Linked DNA regions of Homo sapiens: region 1 is linked to region 2. Evidence: chromatin loops called from intact Hi-C (ENCODE). Cell type or tissue: Calu3. All regions are shown on one strand. Each heading gives the region's core, and the rest is flanking DNA. Links, peaks and the distances in the headings are about the cores only. Region 1 has its middle 41 kb from the start of MORC4. Region 2 overlaps MORC4 (MORC family CW-type zinc finger 4).

The links. Hi-C counts contacts between places; a loop is a spot of excess contacts. Peaks named below come from ENCODE experiments on the same cell type or tissue, not always from the same donor. Only the 100,000 strongest peaks of a DNase experiment are listed, where the experiment ranks them.
Region 1: a loop joins it to region 2, with 16 times the contacts of the local background. A loop is called at or near these places in 1 of 110 quality-filtered maps.

What each region holds. Positions count from the first base shown.
Region 1 is chrX:107,035,551-107,046,258 of GRCh38, forward strand. No RefSeq gene overlaps it. Among named protein-coding and RNA genes, the nearest start is that of MORC4, 41 kb to the left of the region's middle. In Calu3, for the core only: no CTCF peak of the experiment used is centred there; no DNase peak of the experiment used is centred there.
Region 2 is chrX:106,961,393-106,972,100 of GRCh38, forward strand. MORC4 (MORC family CW-type zinc finger 4) reads right to left here. Exons shown (of 17, transcript NM_024657.5): 10 at 620-718. Among named protein-coding and RNA genes, the nearest start is that of MORC4, 33 kb to the right of the region's middle. RefSeq lists an enhancer at 4,748-5,248. In Calu3, for the core only: no CTCF peak of the experiment used is centred there; a DNase peak (open chromatin) is centred at 5,349.

The DNA.
Region 1 (10,708 bases), core at 1,544-9,543, 74 kb after region 2:
ATGAAGAAATGCTCATCATCACTGGCCATCAGAGAAATGCAAATCAAAACCACTATGAGATATCATCTCACACCAGTTAGAATGGCAATCATTAAAAAGTCAGGAAACAACAGGTGCTGGAGAGGATGTGGAGAAATAGGAACACTTTTACACTGTTGGTGGGACTGTAAACTAGTTCAACCATTGTGGAAGTCAGTGTGGCGATTCCTCAGGGATCTAGAACTAGAAATACCATTTGACCCAGCCATCCCATTACTGGGTATATACCCAAAGGACTATAAATCATGCTGCTATAAAGACACATGCACACGTATGTTTATTGCGGCACTATTCACAATAGCAAAGACTTGGAACCAACCCAAATGTCCAACAATGATAGACTGGATTAAGAAAATGTGGCACATATACACCATGGAATACTATGCAGCCATAAAAAATGATGAGTTCATGTCCTTTGTAGGGACATGGATGAAATTGGAAACCATCATTCTCAGTAAACTATCGCAAGAACAAAAAACCAAACACCGCATATTCTCACTCATAGGTGGGAATTGAACAATGAGATCACATGGACACAGGAAGGGGAATATCACACTCTGGGGACTGTGGTGGGGTTGGGGGAGGGGGGAGGGATAGCATTGGGAGATATACCTAATGCTAGATGACACGTTAGTGGGTGCAGCGCACCAGCATGGCACATGTATACATATGTAACTAACCTGCACAATGTGCACATGTACCCTAAAACTTAGAGTATAATAAAAAAAAAAATTAAAAAAAAAATGTTCACAGACATACAGGAGCTCAAAGAGTATGTCATCAGTCAACCAAAAGTTCAAGAAAGATTTTGCTTCCATCAGATGGGAGCAAAATGGCAGAGTAGGCACCTCCCAATACCTGCCTATTCACAGAAACATTTAAAAAAAATGCAGAGCTGTCAGAATCAACTTTCCCAGAACTCTGGAAATCAGTCAAATGTTTACAGCAACCAAGCAAACACCGAATCAAGAAAAAGATAACTTTAAAATGCAAGGAAACACTTTTGGTGTTTTTAATTGCCCTTGTCCTGCTCCCTTCCCTACTCTACAGAGGTCTTGAAGACAGCAGCTTATGGTTCTATGCACATGCCAAAGACAGGACCATGCTCAGAAAAGACCTGACAAGACCTTGTTTTCAACACTGGCTGATCTATAGGCTCAGTGTAAGTGAAGTGAAGGCTGAGGCAGAATTATAAGTCGCCTAGCTAAGTTTTAAAGAGGGGTCCAGCACAGAACCAATCTATTATGACTGGGGAAGGTTTATTTTTGGTTTTTGATTTTTTTTTTAATTCCTGGCAGTCAAGAAAACCTCAGTCAAAAACACATGGAATACAACCAAAGCCTTCAATAATCAAGATTAACAAACCCTGGGGAAGAGGGAGAGAATCTGATTTCCAGAGCTACCACATTATGATATTTGAATGTCCAGTTTTCGACAACAACAACAAAAAACCCACAAAACATACAAAGAAACAGGAAAGTATGGCCCATTCAAAGAAGAAAATAAATAAACAGAAATTGTCCTCGAGGAAGCCCAGACATTGGACTTTGTCTTAGGCCTTTGGTGCTGCTAAAAAAAAAAAAAAAAAAAAAAAAAAAAAAAAAATCCTACTACAGACTGGGTAATTTATAAACAGAAATTTATTTATCACATGTTTAGCGGCTGGGATGCCGAGATCAAGATACCAGCAGATTTGGTGTCTGGTGAGGGCCTGGTATCTTCTTCTTGTTCCATACTCCAGAAGGGAGGAAAGCTATGTCCTGACATGGCAGAAGGGCAGAAAAGAATGAATGAACTCTCCCAAAGCCTTTTATATTGGCCTTAATCCCACCCATGAGGGCTTTGCCGTCATGAGTTAATGACCTCTTAAAGGCCCCACTTAATACTATCACTTTGGCAATTAAGTGTCAACATATGAATTTGGGGGAGATACCATTATTCAAACTATAGGAGGCTTACTAGACAAATATTTTATTTTTTTAATTGACAAAATTGTCTTTATGATGTATTACATGATGCTTTAAAATATGTAAACATTACAGTTTGTCTAACTTGAACTAAGTAACATATGTGTTACCTTACATACCTATCATTTTTGTTGTTGTGAGAACACTTAAAATCTACTCTCTTAGCAAGAGACAAAGGAGATGAACAGATACTTTCCAAAAGAAGACATTCATGCATCCAGCAAGCATACAAAAAGTGTTCAACATCTCTAATCAATAGAGAAATGCAAATCAAAACCACAATGAGATATCATCTCATACCAGTCAGAATGGCTATTAAAAAGTCAAAAAATAACAGATGCTGACAAGGTTGTGGAGAAAAGGGAATGCTTATGCACTGCTGGTGGGAATGTAAATTAGTGCAGCCATTGTGGAAAGCAGTTTGGTGATTTCTTGAGGAACTTAAAACAGAATTATTATTTGACCCAGCAATCCCATTATTGGGTATACATCCAAAGGAATATAAATTGTTCTACCATAAAGACACAGGAACGTGTATGTTTGTTGCAGCACTATTCACAATAGCAAAGACATGGAATCAACCTAAATTCCCATCAATGGTAGACTGGATAAAGAAAATGTACTGGCCAGGCATGGTGTCTCATGCCTGTAATTCTAGCACTTTGGGAGGCCGAGGCAGGTGGATCACCTGAGGTCAAGAGTTTGAGACCAGCCTGGCCAACATGGTGAAACTCCGTCTCTACTAAAAATACAAAAATTAGCCAAATGTGGTGGCATGCGCCTGTAGTCCCAGCTACTCGGGAGGCTGAGGCAGGAGAATCACTTGAACCTGGGAGGCAGAGGTTGCAGTGAGCCAAGATCGTGCCATTGTACTCCAGCCTTGGTGACAAGAGTGAAATTCTGTCAAAAAAAAAAAAAGAAAGAGAAAAGCAAAAGAAAGAAAGAAAGAAAGAGAAAGAAAGAAAGAAAAAGAAAGAAAGAAAGAAAGAAAGAAAGAAAGAAAGAAAGAAAGAAAGAAAGAAAGAAAGAAAGAAAGAAAGAAAGATGGTACATATACACCATGGGATATTATACAGCCATAAAAAAGAATGAGATCATATCCTTTGAAGCAACACGGATGGAGCTGGAGGCCATCATCATTCTAAGAGAACTAATGCAGGAACAGAAAACCAAATATTTCATGTTCTCACATATAAGTGGGAGCTAAACATTGAGAACATATGGACACAAAGAGGGAAACAATGGACTCCGGGGCCTACTTGAAGGTGGAGGGTGGGAGCAGGGTGAGGATCCAAAAACTACCTATTGCGTACTAAGCTTATTACCTTGGCAATGAAATGATTTGTACACCAAACCCCCATGACATGCAATTTACCTGTATAGCAAACCAGCACATGTATGCCGGAACCTAAAGTAAAACTATTAAAAAATATATAAATAAATAAATATATATTCAATATAACAATTATAAATATACTGTGAAAAAATACACAAGAATGTATTTTTAATGAGGCAACAGATAACAATATAACATGGATTTTAAGTAATAGTTAGAAAAGTATTTTTAGTTTAAAATTTAAAAAATAGAAATTAAATAGCACACTTCTAAAACGATAGGTCAAATAAAAAATCTACAAGAGGAATGAGAAAATACCTTGAGGTGAACACAAATGAAAACACAACATAATAAAACTTATGTGATGCAGTAAAAACAGTGCTTAGAGGAAATTTAAATGGCTATAAACACCTACATTAAAAATGTAAAAAACAGCTGGTCATGGTGGCTCACACCTGTAATCTCAGCACTTTGAGAGGCTAAGGTGGGAGGATCACTTAAGGCCAGGAGCTTGAGTCTAGCCTGGGAAACACAGTGAAATCCCATCTCTTAAAAAAATATAGAAAAATTATCCAGATGTGGTGGCGCATGCCTGTAGTCCTAGCTACTCAGGAGGCTGAGGTGGGAGGATTGCTTGAGTCCAGGAGTTTGAGGCTGCAGTGAGCTAGGATCACGCCACTGCACTGTATAGCCTGGGCAACAGAGCAAGACCCTGTCTCTTAAAAAAGAAGAAGGAGAAAAAGAAAGATAAATATTAAATCCATAACCCAACTTTACAGCTTAAGAAAGTAGGAAAAGAAGAGCAAACTAAATCCAAAACCAGCAGAAGGAAGGAAAAAATAAAGATTAGACATGGATAAATGAAATAAAAAGAACAGAAAAAACAATAGAGAAAATCAACAAGACCAAAATTAGTTCTTTAAAAAGATGAAAAAAATTGACAAATCTTTAGCTAGACTGACTAAGAAAAGAGAAAAGACAAATTACTAATATCAGAAATTAAAGTGGAGATATTACTACCAAATTTATAGAAATAAAAGTACCATAGCTGAATAGTATAAACAACTGTATAGCAACAAATATGATCACCTACATAAATGGACAAATTTCTGGAAACATAAACTGCCAAACTGACTTAAGAAGAAATAGAAAATCTGAATAGCAATGTAATAGGTAAAGAGATTGTATCAGTAATCAAAAATCTCCCAAAAAAGAAAAATCAAGAGCTAGATGACTTTACTGGTGAATTATGTTAACACAAAACATGTAAAGAATTAATACCAATCCTTCTCAAACATTTCCAAAATATTGGAGAAGAAGAAACATTCCCAACTCATTCTATGATGCCAGCAGTATCCTATTACCAAAGCCAGAAAAAGACACCACAGTAAATGAAAACTACAGACCAATATCCCTTATAAATTTGCATGTGAATATCTCAAGAAAATACTGGCAAACTGAGCAGTATATTAAAAGGATTATACATCAAGACCAAATGGGATTTATCGCAGGAATGCAAAGGTCATTCAACATAAGAAAATCAACCAATACAATAAATTACATTAATAGAAAGACGGAAAAAACCCACATGATCATCTCACTTGATGCAGAAAAGTCATTCATGATAAAAACACTCAGTAAACTAGGAATAAAAGGAAACTTCCTCAACATGATAAAGGGCATTATGAAAAGCCTGCAGCTAACATCATACTCAATGGTGAAAAACTGAAAGTTTTTCCCCTATGATCAGGTACAAGACTAGGCTGCTTGTTTTTGCCATATTTATTTATTTATTTATTTATTTTTAGACACAGTCTAGCTCTGTCGCTCAGGCTGGAGTGCAGTTGCGTGATCTCAGGCTTACTGCAACCTCTACCTCCTGGGTTCAAGCGATTCTCCCACCTCAGCCTCACCAGTGGCTGGGATTACAGACACGTATCATCAAGCACCACACACTACGCCTGGCTAAGTTTTGTATTTTTAGTAGATATGGGGTTTTGCCATGTTGACCAGGCTGGTCTCGAACTCCTGACCTCAGGTGATCTGCCCCCTTCGGCCTCCCAAACTGCTGGGATTACAGGCGTGAGCCACTGCATCTGGCTGGCATATTCTTAAAAAGTTAAATATATACCTATCATATGATCCAGCCATTCCACCCCTTAGGTACCTAGACAGTAGTACCTAAGTACTGTTTAAGTTACAGTAATAAATAATCATGTGGTAGTAACATAAGGATAGACATCTGTCTAAGTACCTAAGGGATGGAATGCTATGTACAGCACTGGGCAAGCCATGCTTCGCATATCACCTGGGCCAGGCACATAACTGCTAATGTTTCTATAAGTCTTTCAGGAAAATTTCAGCTTTAAAATAATATGACTCAGATTTGTGTAATCTGTACACAAAATACATAGTACCCAGTTAGTCAACTGGATATTGGAAGGCAACTGGCATTCTCTGACAAACTCATTTTTCCAACCTTTCGAACTTTCCAGGATGTTCTCCAACTTTAGGGTATCATAACTTTCAGCTGTATGTAACAGAAAAGTGGAAATACATTACCTTAAATAATAAAGATAACTTATTATTCCTTGTAACCAAAAAGTCCAGAGTTAGGTGAGGTTTCAAGTGAGGCCCAATTCAACGGCTCAGTGATGTCACCAAAGACCTAACATCTTTTCATCTTTATTTGCTGCCTTCATTGATATCCACTTCACTTTAAGGCTGCTATCTATTCCCTCCAAACTGACTTCTGGAGGCTTTGTTTCCTCATTCACATCCAAAAGAAAGTCAACACTTCCTCCTTTTCACCAAGGGAGTTTTTATACTGAAGCCTCCAGCAACTGTCTCCTTAGACCAAATTAGCTTAAGTCAATATAGAACTGAATCTGGGCATGGAATCATTTCCCCTAAAACACATGGTCTGTGTTGGGTAACAAGGGATAGCTACCTGAGTGAAAATCAGGATATTATTACCAAAAGGATAGAGAGATGGACGCTAGGTAGATAAAAACAGTAAATGTTCACTACAATTGGGAAAAATACAGATGGGATTTTATGGTCAGTATTTGTACATAAGCTCATCCCCCACCTTTAGTAGGCCAGCTTACTTTGTGGGATCCTTGTACCTCTTTATCCAGTGGTTTTCCTTTTGAGGGATTACAAGAGGACACAGATTTTCTTTTTCCTTGAACTTTTCATCATTTGTACCAGTCTCTATAGTCACTTCAGTTGTTTAAGGGCTTCTCTTTTTATTGGCTTAGAAGCTTAGCATTTTCCTTCTCTCTTTTCCACATCATGTGCAACATGGGAAGGAGTAAGAAGTGTCTGTCCTTGGGTGGAAAGCTAGAACTTTAGCAGCGTGTCTCTAGGACAGCCTCTGCCTTCACTAGCTTGAGGTGGGTCTGATCTTCATTATTAATTGCTCCTCTTTTTGGTTGTCTTCGACAGGTATTTCCAGCCTTAAATTTAGTGGATATCTTTTTTTTTTTTCCCATACTCTCCTAAGTAGGAAGGAGTGTACTCTGTGCATCCCTGTGGCTCTTAATGCTTTCAAACGCCAGCTCATGAGTCTTCAAACTTTTGGTCTTTCTAACTGATGCTTTGCTTCCCTGGAGAAAACTAATTACTTTATTATTATTTTTTTCATCATTGTCCTTCTTGTTTCTACATCTGGTATATGCCACTCTTGCTGCAGCTCAGTAGCATGTCCCAGTCCAAGTGTATTAGTCTGTTTTCATGCTGCTGATAAAGACACATCTGAGACTGAGCAATTTACAAAAGAAAGAGGTTTAATGGACTCACAGTTCCACGTGGCTGGGGAGGCCTCACAATCACAGCAGAAGATGAAAGGCACGTCTCACATGGTGGCAGATAAGAGAAGAGAACTTGTGCAGGGAAACTCCCCTTTATAAAACCACCAGATCTCGTGAGACTTATTCACTATCATGAGAACAGCAGGGGAAAGACCCGCCCCATGATTCAATTACCTCCCACAGGGTCCCTTCCATGACACGTAGGAATTGTGAGAGTTACAATTCAAGATGAGATTTGTGTAGGGACACAGTCAAACCATATCACCAAGTTTCTATGTTTTTCCCTTGTGCTGGTATAGAGCTCTCTTGAAAACACCCTCAGTTCACTACTAATGGTCCACAAGAGGTTAAATTGTTTTCCCCACCAACTGTTCAACAACTGTGCCTTTTTTTTTTTTTTGAGATGGAGTTTCCCTCTTGTCAGCCAGGCTGGAGTGCAATGGTGTGATCTCGGCTCACTGCAACCTCTACCTCCCGGGTTAAAGTCATTCTCCTGCCTCAGCCTCCTGAGTAGCTGGGATTACAGGCACACACCACATGTAATTTTTGTATTTTTTAGTAGAGATGGGGTTTTGCCATGTTGGCCAGGCTGGTCTTGAACTCCTGACCTCAGGTGATCCACCTACCTCGGCCTCCCAAAGTGCTGGGATTATAGGCAAGAGCCACCACACCCGGTCCAACTGGGCAATTTTTTCATGTGAAATGGCTAGGGTTTAAGCTGTAGAGGTGTTTTTACACCCAAGAAATCTGGGCACATGCAAGAACATCTGTCCTTTTCTTTCTAGGCAAAGACTCAGTCTTTTAAAAATCTTAGAGTCCTGAAGAGGAGCCCTAAAAATTACTTACCATGTACTCCACTTTCTCCCTTTCCTTTTCTGGTATTTCCTAAGGCTTGCAAAATAATACCCTCAGGAAATGCTAGTAAGACCACATACACATACTCTTCCTTCCTGAATAATTATCAGGCACTATATATTTGCTGACAAAATAAATGCATGAATTAGTGAAAATACAGTAGTTATATACCAAATGAAAAATCAAATTATGAGACATATATAATATTATTCCTTCTCTGTAAAATGTAACATATATTTGAATAAGCCTACCTACATAGAAAAGTCTGGAATTATACATAAAAATGAATGTATAAAATAGTTTACCTTTAAGACTGGGATGAAAATTTTTAAAACTTAGTTACTTTTGACAATGATTTTTAATTGTTTCCTTCCTTCTTTTCTCTACTTATTTCCCTTCTTTATTCTTTCATTTATTTATTTTTTTCTTTGCATCACAATCATATATTCTTTAATACACTTTTTATTTTGGAATATTTTTAGATTTACAGGAAAGCTGCAAAGATAGTACATGGTTTCAGCTTCTCTTTATGTTATCATCTTACATTACTATGGTACACTTGTTTAAAGTAAGAAACCAACATTGGTACATTATTAACTAAATTCCAAACTTCAGTCACATTTGACGAATTTTTCCATTAATTTCCTTTTTTCCTTTCCAGGATCCAATCCAATTGCATTTAGTTGTCATGTCTCCTTAGTCTGCTCTGTCCTGTGACAGTTTCTTTCCTTGTTTTTTTTATGAACTTGATAGTTTCAGGGTGTACTAGGCAGGAATATTGAAGAATACCTCTTAATTTGTGTTTATTGGCTATTTTTTAAAATTAGACCGGGTTTGAGTTTTTGGGAGAAATATGATATAATCGATGTGTCCTCTTTGCATCATACTGGGGTACATGTTAACAACATGACTTATCCCTACTGATGTTCACTTTGATCACTTGGTTAAGGTGGTATTTGCTGTTTCTCCACATTCAAGTTACTGTTTCTCCCTTTCCAGCACGTATTAGTTTAATAATAAAACAACTAATAACATGTTTTTATTTATTTTTTATTTTTATTTATTTTTTGAGACGGAGTCTCATTCTGTCGCCCAGGCTGGAGTGCAGGGGTGTGATCTCGGCTCACTGCAACCTCCGCCTCCTGGGTTCAAGTGATTCTCATGTCTCAGCCTCCTGAGTAGCTGAGACTACAGGCGTGTGCCACAGTGCCCGGCTAATTTTTGTATTTTTAGTACAGACAGGGTTTCATCATGTTGGCCAGGCTGGTCTCAAACTCCCAACCTCAAGTGATCCTTCTGCCTCAGCCTCTCAAATGCTGGGATTACAGACGTGAGCCACTGCACCCAGCCACTCATATTTTTTAAAGTAGAAAAATTATGCCAAGGACCAGATGACTCCCTGCAGATCAGTGGCTTCTTTGAAAAGATCAAAAATATTCTTTTTTTTCCCCCCAGAGAATAGAGGAATATGACCTACTGGAAATTTCTTTTTTGTTTATTTTCCTGACAAATTCCACTCATATCCTTTCCATCCTTCTTTTCAGGAATATAGGACTTAGTTTTTTAAAGCAGTCTGAGTGGTAATGGAAAGAGAAAGTTTCCACTTTGTTTTCCAGAAATCCAGAAAGGCATGACTTGAACTTGATTCTTTGAAGTAGCTTGAAGTATTTTAGGAGAAGCTTAGAGTACAGCTGCACTGACTGCACCTCCACATTCAGGGTTTGGTATCATAGAACATCTTTCTGTTACCTTCACAACTGAAATGACATATCAAGACCTCATTCTGGTCGAAGTTTAAAAATTTAAATAATTAATGCCTTTGTGAAGAAATTCTCCTGCTTTCCTAAAGGAATGTAGAAAAGTGGCATCGTTGCTCAGGTACTGCGAATCTTTCACTTCAATTTTGAAGAAAATGATTTTTTTTTTTTTTTTTTGCCACAGAATACTCTATAGTAGTTAAAAGTTTAAGCTTGTTCTGGATACATTATTTACTATCTTTGTAGGCCCCTTAGTCTTTCTGAGACCTCGATTCCTCATCTGTAAAAATTAGAATAATTAAAACTACTCCCTACCTCATACTATGAGGACTATTGTCTTTCTGTTAAATTGACTCTTTTTAAAATTTTTATAGAGATGGGGTCTTCCTATGTTGCTTCGAACTCCTGGGCTCAAGTGATCTTCCCACCTCAGCCTCCCAAAGTGCTGGGATTTCAGGCGTGAGCCACTGTACCCGGCAGACCCTTTTATCACTATGAAATGTGCTCGTGTTCCCTATCTCCGGTAATACTTCTTGACTGAAAGACTACTTTGTCTGACATTAGTATAACCATGACAGCTTTACTGTTGTTGTTGTTGTTGTTAGAGTTTGTATGGTATATTTTTCCATTTTTGTACTTTCAATCTGTATCTTCATACATAAAATGTGTCTCTTGTAAATGGTATATAGTTGGGTCTTGATTTTTTCCAGTCAGACAATCTTTGTATTTCATTGGAGTATTTTGTTTATTTGTATTAATGTGACTAATGATATACAGCCATGCATTGCTTAACGACAGGGACACATTCTGAGAATGGTATTGTGCAAACATTATAGAGTGTACTTACACAAACCTAGATACTATAGCCTACTATATACACCTAGGTTATATAAAATAGCCTATCACTTCTAGGCTACAAATCTCTACAGCATGCTACTG
Region 2 (10,708 bases), core at 1,963-9,962:
AGCAGAATGAAGAGGTTTAGAGAATGAAGCAATTAGTACCTGTGAGTTCCTATTTTTAGTCAATTAAACTTCCTGATGTGAAAAGCACCATCTTACTGAGAGGTGAGGCCAGTTGGACTTCCTGGGTCGAGTGGGGACTTGGGGAACTTTCCTGTCTTACAAGAGGATTGTAAAACGCACCAATCAGTGCTCTGTAAAACGCACCAATCAGTGCTCTGTAAAACGCACCTATCAGCAGGATTCTAAAAGTAGCCAATCACAGAGAGGATTGAAAAAAGGGCACTCTGATAGGACAGAAATGGAACACGGGAGGGAACAATAAGGGAATAAAAGCTGTCCACCCCAGCAAGCAGTGGCAACCCACTCAGGTCCCCTTCCAAGCTGTGGAAGCTTTGTCCTTTCGCTGTTCACAATAAACCTTGCTACCACTCACTCTTTGGGTCGGTGCCATCTTTAAGAGCTGTAACACTCACCACGAAGGTCTGCAGCTTCATTCTTGAAGTCAGTGACACCACGAACCCACCAGCAGGAACCAAATCCAGACACATTACCCTTGTTCCTTCCATTTGATCTATGGATATTACCCCTAATACATTCATATTCTGTATGTATTACTTACGGTATTGGCCTGGCTACAGTTGAGGTCTCAAAATTATCTTGAGATGTTTTTTCCTTCCAGTAAGCATTGAGCTTCTGGGCAAGGGCATTTATTGTTAGCCTGAAAGAAAATGCAAGAAGTATGTCAAAGTTTAGCACTTGTTGAGCAATTCTTTGATCTTTGAGAAGTTCCCATTTAACAGACACCAATAATTTAGAGTATCTGGCATATTTTTGAACATCTACACTTTAAGAAACCAAGATGGGAATCCATTGCCTTTGCAAGCTACATGTCAAAATGACAAAGTTGTAACACTGAACAGTCACTTTGGTTGAAAAGGTGAAATGGTCACAAGTGCTAAAAAGTAGAGTTCTATAAATTTTCAGGGCTTGTTGAATCATGGAGTGTATGGGTAACTTGACATTAGAGACTATGACAGAGGACCAAACTGCAGAGATAGGATAGAGCCAAATATTGATAAGTTGATGGGGAGTTATTTGATTGTCAGATGACTACAGGTAGATAATTCAGAACAAGGTAAAAATCAGATGATCAAATACTATACCCTATCTATTATAAATCAATCAAATATTAACTCTAATATGTCTATATAGTCCCTCTTCATCCAAATGCTGATCATAGTAGCATTATGGTGCCCATGAACAAGCACTCCAACATTCTACCACATAGCCGTTACTGGAGGCTGTATCTGAGTTCCAGCCCTTGCTCTTTATTTCTCTCCCTAAAGGAACAACAGTAGACTCAGGGTCAACAAAAATGTAATTTGTAAAAATCAAAACCTGAATTTTACTTTTAAAAACTTCCAACTTTCGAATTACTAATTCCTATTTAATTCCATAACCCGAGATTACAACCTAATGTAGAGCTACACACAACTGGAAAACTGTACACTTAGAATTCAGAATTTTTTAAATATCTTGGCCCCCTGGATCATTCCCCAAGGTTTTTGCAGAGCTCTTCTCTTGTTAAGAGAAACTCTTCCTTATCTCTACCTTATTCATATTAAATTAGATTCTCACTAAATGGAAAAGATTAAAGTAATCATATATGAGCTCCCCTATAAACTCTTATTCCCCTTCAACCTATTTATGTTCCTACTCTATGTCTATATCCTTCCCTCAAGTCACAGATGAAGAACTATTCCTCATTTCCTCTTAAAAATCTACTTAAAATCTACTTTAAAAAGAAGTAGATTAGATGGGCATATGGGAAGATGGCAGAATAAGAAGCATGTGGAAGCTGTCTCCTTACATATACAACAACTGCAGTAGCAAAAGCTGCATGATGTAACTATTTTGAAACTCTGGAGTCTATTGGAAAGTTTGCAACTTCCAGGAGAAGGCTTGGATGGTAAATTGTGGTTAATTTTGGTCAATTTCAGTTCTTAGCTCAGTAATAGCTACCCATTCCCCACTCCCAGCCCTGTGGCAAGCAACCCTCCATGTGTTCCAAGAGCAACTTGTAGGAGCCAGTGTGGGCAAAAAGGACACTGTCCTCCAAATATTGCAATTCTATCCTCTGATCACTGCTTGCTGCTTCTGATCACAGATGTGAAGACAAAAAGGCAAGAGACCATTGTTGTTGAACCTCCCCCATTGTTTCAACCCTCTACTCCTCCAGTTGAAGTGACATCCAGAGGATTCAAAGTCCTGGCATCTCTTTTTCCTCCTCTATTTCTCTATTTTCCCCCTTTTGTGAGCCAGACATAAAGACAAGGACATTCAAAAGCAATTGCACATATGGGGAAAATTAGAAAGCCACTGTGAATGCCCAGAAAAAAATGCAAGCTGAGAAAAGAAGTGAAAAGACTTTAAACTTACTTCTCAGGTCAATCCTTGGCACAGAGAAAGCCTACAACATAACAAAAACAACAACAACAACAAAAAAAAACCCAGCAAACCCTAGGAAAGGAGAATTTTGTTTCCAGAGTTACCACATTATTAGATTCAAATGTTCAGTTTACAACAAAAAGTCACAAGGCATACAAACAAACAAGACAGGGCGGCCCACTCAAAGGAAAAAAATAGAAACCACCCCTGAAAAAGAACTGATAATAGATCAACTCGACAAAGATTTTAAAACGGTCTTAAAGATACTCAAAAAACTATATGAAGATGAGCAGAAAGTCAAGAAAACAATGCATAAGCAAAATAGAAAATCAACAAAGAGATAACAAACCTAAAAAGAAATCCAAAACAAAGTCTGGAGCTGAAAAGTCTAAAAACTGAAATGAAAAATCCACCGCAGGAATTCAAAGGCAGATCTGATCAGACAGAAAAAAGAATCAGTGAACTTGAAGATAAAAAATGGAAATTATCAAGTATTAAGAGCAGAAAGAATAGACTGAAGAAAAGTGAACAAAAACTAAGGGACCCATAGGACACCATAAGTGGTCCAACATATGCATTAGCAGAGTCCCAGAAAGAGAAGAGAGAAAGGAACAGAAAGAATACTTGAATAAATAATTGCCAAAAACTTCTCAAATTTGATGAAAGACACGAATATAAACATCCAACCTTAACTCCAAGTAGGATGAACTCAGAGAGACTCAGACCCAGACACACTGTAATCAAACCATGAAAGTCAAAGACAAAGAGAGAATCTTAAAAACACCAAGAGAGAAACAACATATTACATTCAAGGAATCCTTGAAGTTTGTAACTCCACTTTTTATTTTCTATATAATGTAAGAGAATACATTTAAAAGAAAAAAATTGGCCAGGTGCAGTGGCTCATGCCTGTAATCCCAGCACTTTGAGAGGCTGAGGCAGGTGGATCACCTGAGGCCAGGAGTTCGAGACTAGCCTGACCAACATGGTGAAACGCTGTCTCTACTAAAAATACAAAAGTAGCTGGGCATGGTGGTGCATGCCTGTAATCCCAGCTACGTGGGAGGCTGAGGCAGGAGAATAGCTTGAACCGGGAAGGGGAGGTTGTAGTGAGCCAAGATGGTGCCATTGCACTCCAGCCTGGGCAACAAGAGCAAAACTCCATGTCAAAAAAAAAAAAAAAAGAAAGAAAAGATAAAAATTTTGAGTCTGCAAGCCAGTATTATTGTAATTCAGTTTGTAACTCCTCATTTTGTTTTCTACGCAATTTAAAAGGCTAATCCATTACAAATTACTTATGATTTTGGACACACAATGTACAAAGATGTAATTCTGTGATAACAACTGAAAGGAATGGTGATGGAGCTGTTAAAGGAGCAAAACTTTTGTAAGGAATTGAAGTTAAGGTAGTATACATCCAAATTAGAGTGTCATAACTTAAAAGATATTAAATGTAATTCCCATGATAAGCACAAACAAAATAGCTATAGAATATACACAAAACGAAATGAGAAAGGAATTTAAATGTTTCACTATAAAAAAAATCACCTAAACACAAAAGACGGCAATGTAGGAAATGAGGGGCAAAGAAAGCTACAAGGGACACAGAAAACAAACAGCAAAATGACAGAAGTAAGTCTCTCCTTATCAGTAATTACTTTAATGTAAATGGATTAAATCCAGATTCACAAAGATACGATATAATGAAAAAGAATGTAGCGGATGCTACCTGGAAGAGGGGTACTACTATAACAAATACCTAAAAATATGGAAGTGGCTTTAGAATTGGCAATTGGCAGAGGTTGCAAAAATTTTGAGAAGCTTGACAGAAAAAAACCTACATTGCCTTCAACAGACATTAGTAGAAATATATATGTTAATAAATGCTTTCACTAATGAGGGCTCAGAAAGAAGTGAAAAGTACGGTAGAGAAAACACAAATTACCTTAGAGAATACCCAAATCATTGTAAACAAGAGTATTGGTAGAAATATGGATGTTAAAGGTATTGCTAGTGAAGGCTCAGAAGGAAGTGACGAACATGTTATTGGAAAACTTGAGAGAAGATGATCTTTGTTACACAGTGGCAGAAAGCTTAGCAGAACTGTCCTACAGTTATGTGGAAAACAGAACTTGCAAATGATGAAATTGGAAATTTAGCTGAGGAGATCTTCAGGAAAAGTGTTAAAGGTGTGGCCTGGTGTCTTCTTGCTGCTTATGTAAAATGCAAGAGGAGAGAGACAAATTGACGAATGAACTGTTAAACAAAAAGAAACCAGGACTTGATTACTTGGGAAATTCTCAGCCCATCCAGATTGCAAAATATGCTAAAATTTAGAGATTCACTGTCAGGAAAGTATGCTCTAGAGAAAAAGCTGAGGCTGGGGCTGAACAATCTTTTGATAATATCTCAGAAAATCAAAAGGTCAGAGCATTCAGTCACACAAACTACTCTTTGAAAAGATAAAGTGAGCGTTTCCAAGATGGCTGAATAGGAACAGCCCCAGTCTACAGCTCCCAGTGAGATCGACGCAGAAGACAGGTAATTTCTGCATTTCCAACTGAGGTACCTGGTTCATCTCATTGGGACTGGTTGAAGAGTGGGTGCAGACCATGGAGGGCAAGCCAAAGCAGGGCGGGGCATCACCTCACGGGGAAACGCAAGAGGTCAGGGGATTTCCCTTTCCTAGCCAAGGGAAGCCGTGAGTGACTGTACCTGGAGGAGTGGTACACTTCTGCCCAAATACTGCACTTTTCCCTCGGTCTTTGCAACCAGCAGACCAGGAGGTCCCCTCCTGTGTCTGGCTTGGTGGATGCCACGCCCACAGAGCCTTGCTCACTGCTAGCGCAGCAGTCTGAAATCGACCTGGAACACGGGAGCTTGGCAGAGGGAGGGGCATCTGCCATTGCTGAGGCTTGAGTAGGTGGTTCTATGTTCACAGTGTATACAAAGCAGCAGGGAAGCTCAAACTGGGCGGAGCTCACCACAGCTCAGCAAGGCCTACTGCCTCTCTAGATTCCACCTCTGGGGGCAGGGCATATCTGAACAAAAGGCAGCAGACAGCTTCTGCAGACAGAAATGTCCCTGCCTGACAGCTCTGAAGACAGAAGTGGTTCTCCAAGCACAGCGTTCAAGTTCTGATAACGGACAGACTGCCTCCTCAAGTAAGTCCCTGACCCCCGTGTAGCCTGACTGGGAGACACCTCCCAGTAGGGGCCAACAGACATCTCATACAGGCAGGTGCCCCTCTGGGACAAAGCTTCCAGAGGAAGGATCAGGCAGCAATATTTGTTCTGCAGCCTCCACTCGTGAGATACCCAGGCAAACAGCGTCTGGAGTGGACCTCCAGCAAACTCCAACAGACCTGCAGCTGAGGGGCCTGTCTGTTAGAAGGAAAACTAACAAACAGAAAGGCATAGCATCAACATCAACAAAAAGGACATCCACACCAAAACCCCATCCGTAGGTAGGTCCCCAACATCAAAGACCAAAGGTAGATAAAACCACAAAGATGGGGAGAAACCAGAGCAGAAAGGCTGAAAATTCCAAAAACCAGAACACCTCTTCTCCTCCAAAGGAACACAACTCCTTGCCAGCAAGGGAACAAAACTGGATGGAGAATGAGTTTGACAAGTTGACAGAAGTAGGCTTCAGAAGGTGGGTAATAACAAACTACTCTGAGCTAAAGGAAATGTTCTGACCCATAGTAAGGAAGCTAAAAACCTAGAAAAAAGGTTAGACGAATGGCTAATTAGAACAACCAGTGTAGAGAAGAGCTTTAATGACCTGATAGAGCTAAAAACCACAGTATGAGAACTTCGTGAAGCATACACAAGCTTCAATAGCAGATTTGATGAAGCGGAAGAAAGGAAATCAGTGATTGAAGATAAAATTAATGAAATAAAGTGAGAAGACAAGATTAGAGAAAAAAGAGTGAAAAGAAACAAACAAAGCCTCCAAGAAATATGGGACTATGTGAAAAGACCAAATCCACGTTTGACTGGTGATCCTGAAAGTGACAGGAAAATGGAACCAAGTTAGAAAACACTCTTCAGGATATTATCCAGGAGAACTTCCCCAACCTAGAAAGACAGGCCAACATTCAAATTCAGGAAATACAGAGAACACCACAAAGATACTCCTCGAGAAGAGCAACCCCAAGACACACAATGGTCAGATTCACCAAGGTTGAAATGAAGGAAAAACTGTTAAGAGCAGCCAGAGAGAAAGGGCGGGATACCCACAAAGGGAAGCCCATCAGACTAACAGTGGATCTCTGTGCAGAAACCCTATAAGCCAGAAGAGAGTAGGGGCCAATATTCAACATTCTTAAAGAAAAGAATTTTCAAACGAGAATTTCATATACAGCCAAACTAAGCTTCATAAGTGAAGGAGAAATAAAATCCTTTACAGACAAGCAAATGATGAGAGATTACGTCACCACCAGGCCTGCCTTACAAGAGCTCCTGAAGGAAGCACTAAACATGGATAGGAACAACTGGTACCAGCCACTGCAAAAACATGCCAAATTATAAACACCATTGACACTATGAAGAAACTGCATCAATTAACAGGTGAAATAACCAGCTAGCATCATAATGACAGGATCAAATTCACACATAACAATATTAACCTTAAATGTAAATGGGCTAAATGCCAAATTAAAAGACAAAGACTGGCAAACTGGATAAAGAGTCAAGACCCACTGGTGTGCTGTATTCAGGAGACCCATCTCACATGCAAAGACACACACAGGCTCAAAATAGAGGAATGTAGGAAGATCTACCAAGGAAATGGAAAGCAAAAAAAAAAAAAAAAAAAAAAAAGCAGGGGTTGCAATCTTGGTCTCTGATAAAACAGACCTTAAACCAACAAAGATCAAAAGAGACAAAGAAGGCCATTACATAATGGTAAAGGGATCAATTCAACAAGAAGAGCTAACTACCCTAAATATATATGCACCCAATACAAGAACACCCAGATTCATAAAGCAAGTTTTTGGAGACCTACAAAGAGACTTAGACTCCCACACAATAATAATGGGAGACTTTAACACCCCTCCATTGTCAACGTTAGACAGATCAACAAGACAGAAAATTAACAAGGATATCCAGGACTTGAACTCAGCTCTGGACCAAGCAGACCTAATAGACATCTACAGAACTCTCCACCACGAATCAACAGAATATACATTCTTCTCAGTACCACATAGCACTCATTCTAAAATTGACCAAGTAATTGGAAGTAAAACACTCATCAAATGTAAAATAAAACACAAAAAACTCTCTCAGACCACAGTGCAATCAAATTATAACTCAGGATTAAGAATCCCACTCAAAATCACACAACTACATGGAAACTGAACAACCTGCTCCTGAATGACTGGTGGGTAAATAATGAAATGAAAGCAGAAATAAAGATGGTCTTTGAAACCAATGAGAACAAAGACACAACGTACCAGAATCTCTGGGACACATTTAAAGCTGTCTGTAGAGGGAAATTTATAGCACTAAATGCCCACAAGAGAAAACAGGAGAGATCTAAAATCAACACCTTAACATCACAATTAAAAGAACTAGAGAAGCAAGAGCAAACAAATTCAAAAGCTAGCAGAAGGCAAGAAATAACTAAGATCAGAGCAGAAATGAAGGAGATAGAGACACAAAAATCCCTTCAAAAATTCAATGAATCTCAGAAGCTGATTTTTCGAAAAGAGCAACGAAATAGACAGACTGCTAGCAAGATTAATAAAGAATAAAAGGGAGAAGGATCAAATAGACACAATAAAAAATGATAAAGGGGATATCACCACCAATCCCACAGAAATACAAACTACCATCAGAGAATACTATAAACACCTCTACGCAAATAAACTAGAAAATCTAGAAGAAATGGATAAATTCCTCGACACATACACCCTCCTAAGTGTAAAGCAGGAAGAAGCTGAATCTCTGAATAGACCAGTAACAGGCTCTGAAATTGAGGCAATAATTAATAGCCTACCAACCAAAAAAAGTCCAGGACCAGATGGATTCACAGCTGAATTCTACCAGAGATACAAAGAGAAGCTGGTACCATTCCTTCTGAAACTATTCCAATCAATAGAAAAAGAGGGAATCCTCCCTAACTCATTTTATGAGGCCAGCATCATCCTGATACCAAAGCCTGGCAGAGACACAACAAAAAAAGAAAATTTTAGGCCAATATCCCTGATGAACATCGATGTGAAAATCCTCAATAAAACACTGGCAAACCGAATCCAGCAGCACATCAAAAAGCTTATCCTCCACAATCAAGTTGGCTTCATCCCTGGGATGCAAGGCTGGTTCAACATACACAAATCAATAAACATAATCCATCACATAAACAGAACCAATGACAAAAACGACATGATTATCTCAATAGATGCAGAAAAAGCCTTCGACAAAATTCAACAGCCTTCCATGCTAAAACTCTCAAAAAACTAGGTATTGATGGAACCTATCTCAAAATAATAGGAGCTATTTATGACAAACCCACAGCCAATATCATACCGAATGGGCAAAAACTGGAAGCATTCCCTTTGAAAACTGGCATAAGGATGCCCTCTCCCACCACTCCTATTCAACATGGTATTGGAAGTTCTGGCCAGGGCAATCAGGCAAGAGAAAGCAATAAACGGTATTCAAATAGGAAGAGAGGAAGTCAAATTGTCTCTGTTTACAGATGACATGACTGTATACTTAGAAAACCCCATTGTCTCAGCCCAAAATCTCCTTGAGCTGATAAGCAACTTCAGCAGTCTCAGAATACAAAATCAATGCGCAAAAATCACAAGCATTCCTATACACCAATAATAGAAAAACAGAGCCAAATCATGAATGAACTGCCCTTCACAGTTGCTACTAAGAGAATAAAATACCTAGGAATATAACTTACAATGGATGTGAAGGACCTCTTCAAGAACTACAAACCACTGCTCAAGGAAATAAGAGAGGGCACAAACGAATGGAAAAACACTCCATGCTCATGGATAGGAAGAACAAATATTGTGAAAATGGCCTTAGTGCCCAAAGTAATTTATAGATTCAATGCTATCCCCATCAAGCTACCACTGACTTTCTTCACAGAATTGGAAAAACCTACTTTAAACTTCATATGGAAGCAAAAAAGAGCCCGCATAGCCAAGACAGTCCTGGGCAAGAAGAACAAAGCTGGAGGCATCACACTACCAGACTTCAAACTTTACTACAAGGCTACAGTAACCAAAACAGCATGGTACTGGTACCAAAACAGATATACAGATTAAAGGAACAGAACGGAGGCCTCAGAAATAATACCACACATTTACCACCATCTGATCTTTGACAAACCTGACACACACAAGCAATAGGGAAAAGATTCGATATTTAATAAATGGTGTTAGGAAAACTGGCTAGCCATATGCAGAAAACTGAAACTGGACCACTTCCTTACACCTTATACAAAAATCAACTCAAGATGGATCAAAGACTTAAATGTAAGACCTAGGACCATAAAAATCCTAGAAGAAAACCTAGGCAATACCATTCAGGACATAGGCATGGGCAAAGACTTCATGTCTAAAACACCAAAAGCAATGGCAACAAAAGCCAACATTGACAAATGGGATGTAATTAAACTAAAGAGCTTCTGCACAGCAAAAGAAACTATCATCAGAATGAACAAGCAACCTACAGAATGGGAGAAAAATTTTGTAAACTATCCATCTGACAAACGGCTAATATCCAGAATCTACAAAGAACTTAAACAAATTTACAATGAAAAAGCAAACAACCCCATCAAAAAATGGGCAAAGCATATGAACAGACACTTCTCAAAAGAAGACATTTATGCAGCCAACAGACATATGAAAAAAATGCTCATCATCACTGGTCATTAGAGAAATGCAAATCAAAACCATAATGAGATACCATCTCACGCCAGTTAGAATGGCGACCATTAAAAAGTCAGGAAACAACAGATGCTGGAGAGGTTATGGAAAAATAGGAACCCTTTGACACTGTTGGTGGGAGTGTAAATTAGTTCAACCATTGTGGAAGACAGTGTGGCGATTCCTCAAGAATCTAGAACTAGAAATACCATTTGACCCAGCAATCCCATTACTGGGTATATACCCAAAGGATTATAAATCATTCTACTATAAAGACACATGCACACGTATGTTTATTGTGGCACTATTCACAATAGCAAAGACTTGGAACCAACCCAAATGTCCAACAATGATAGACTGGATTAAGAA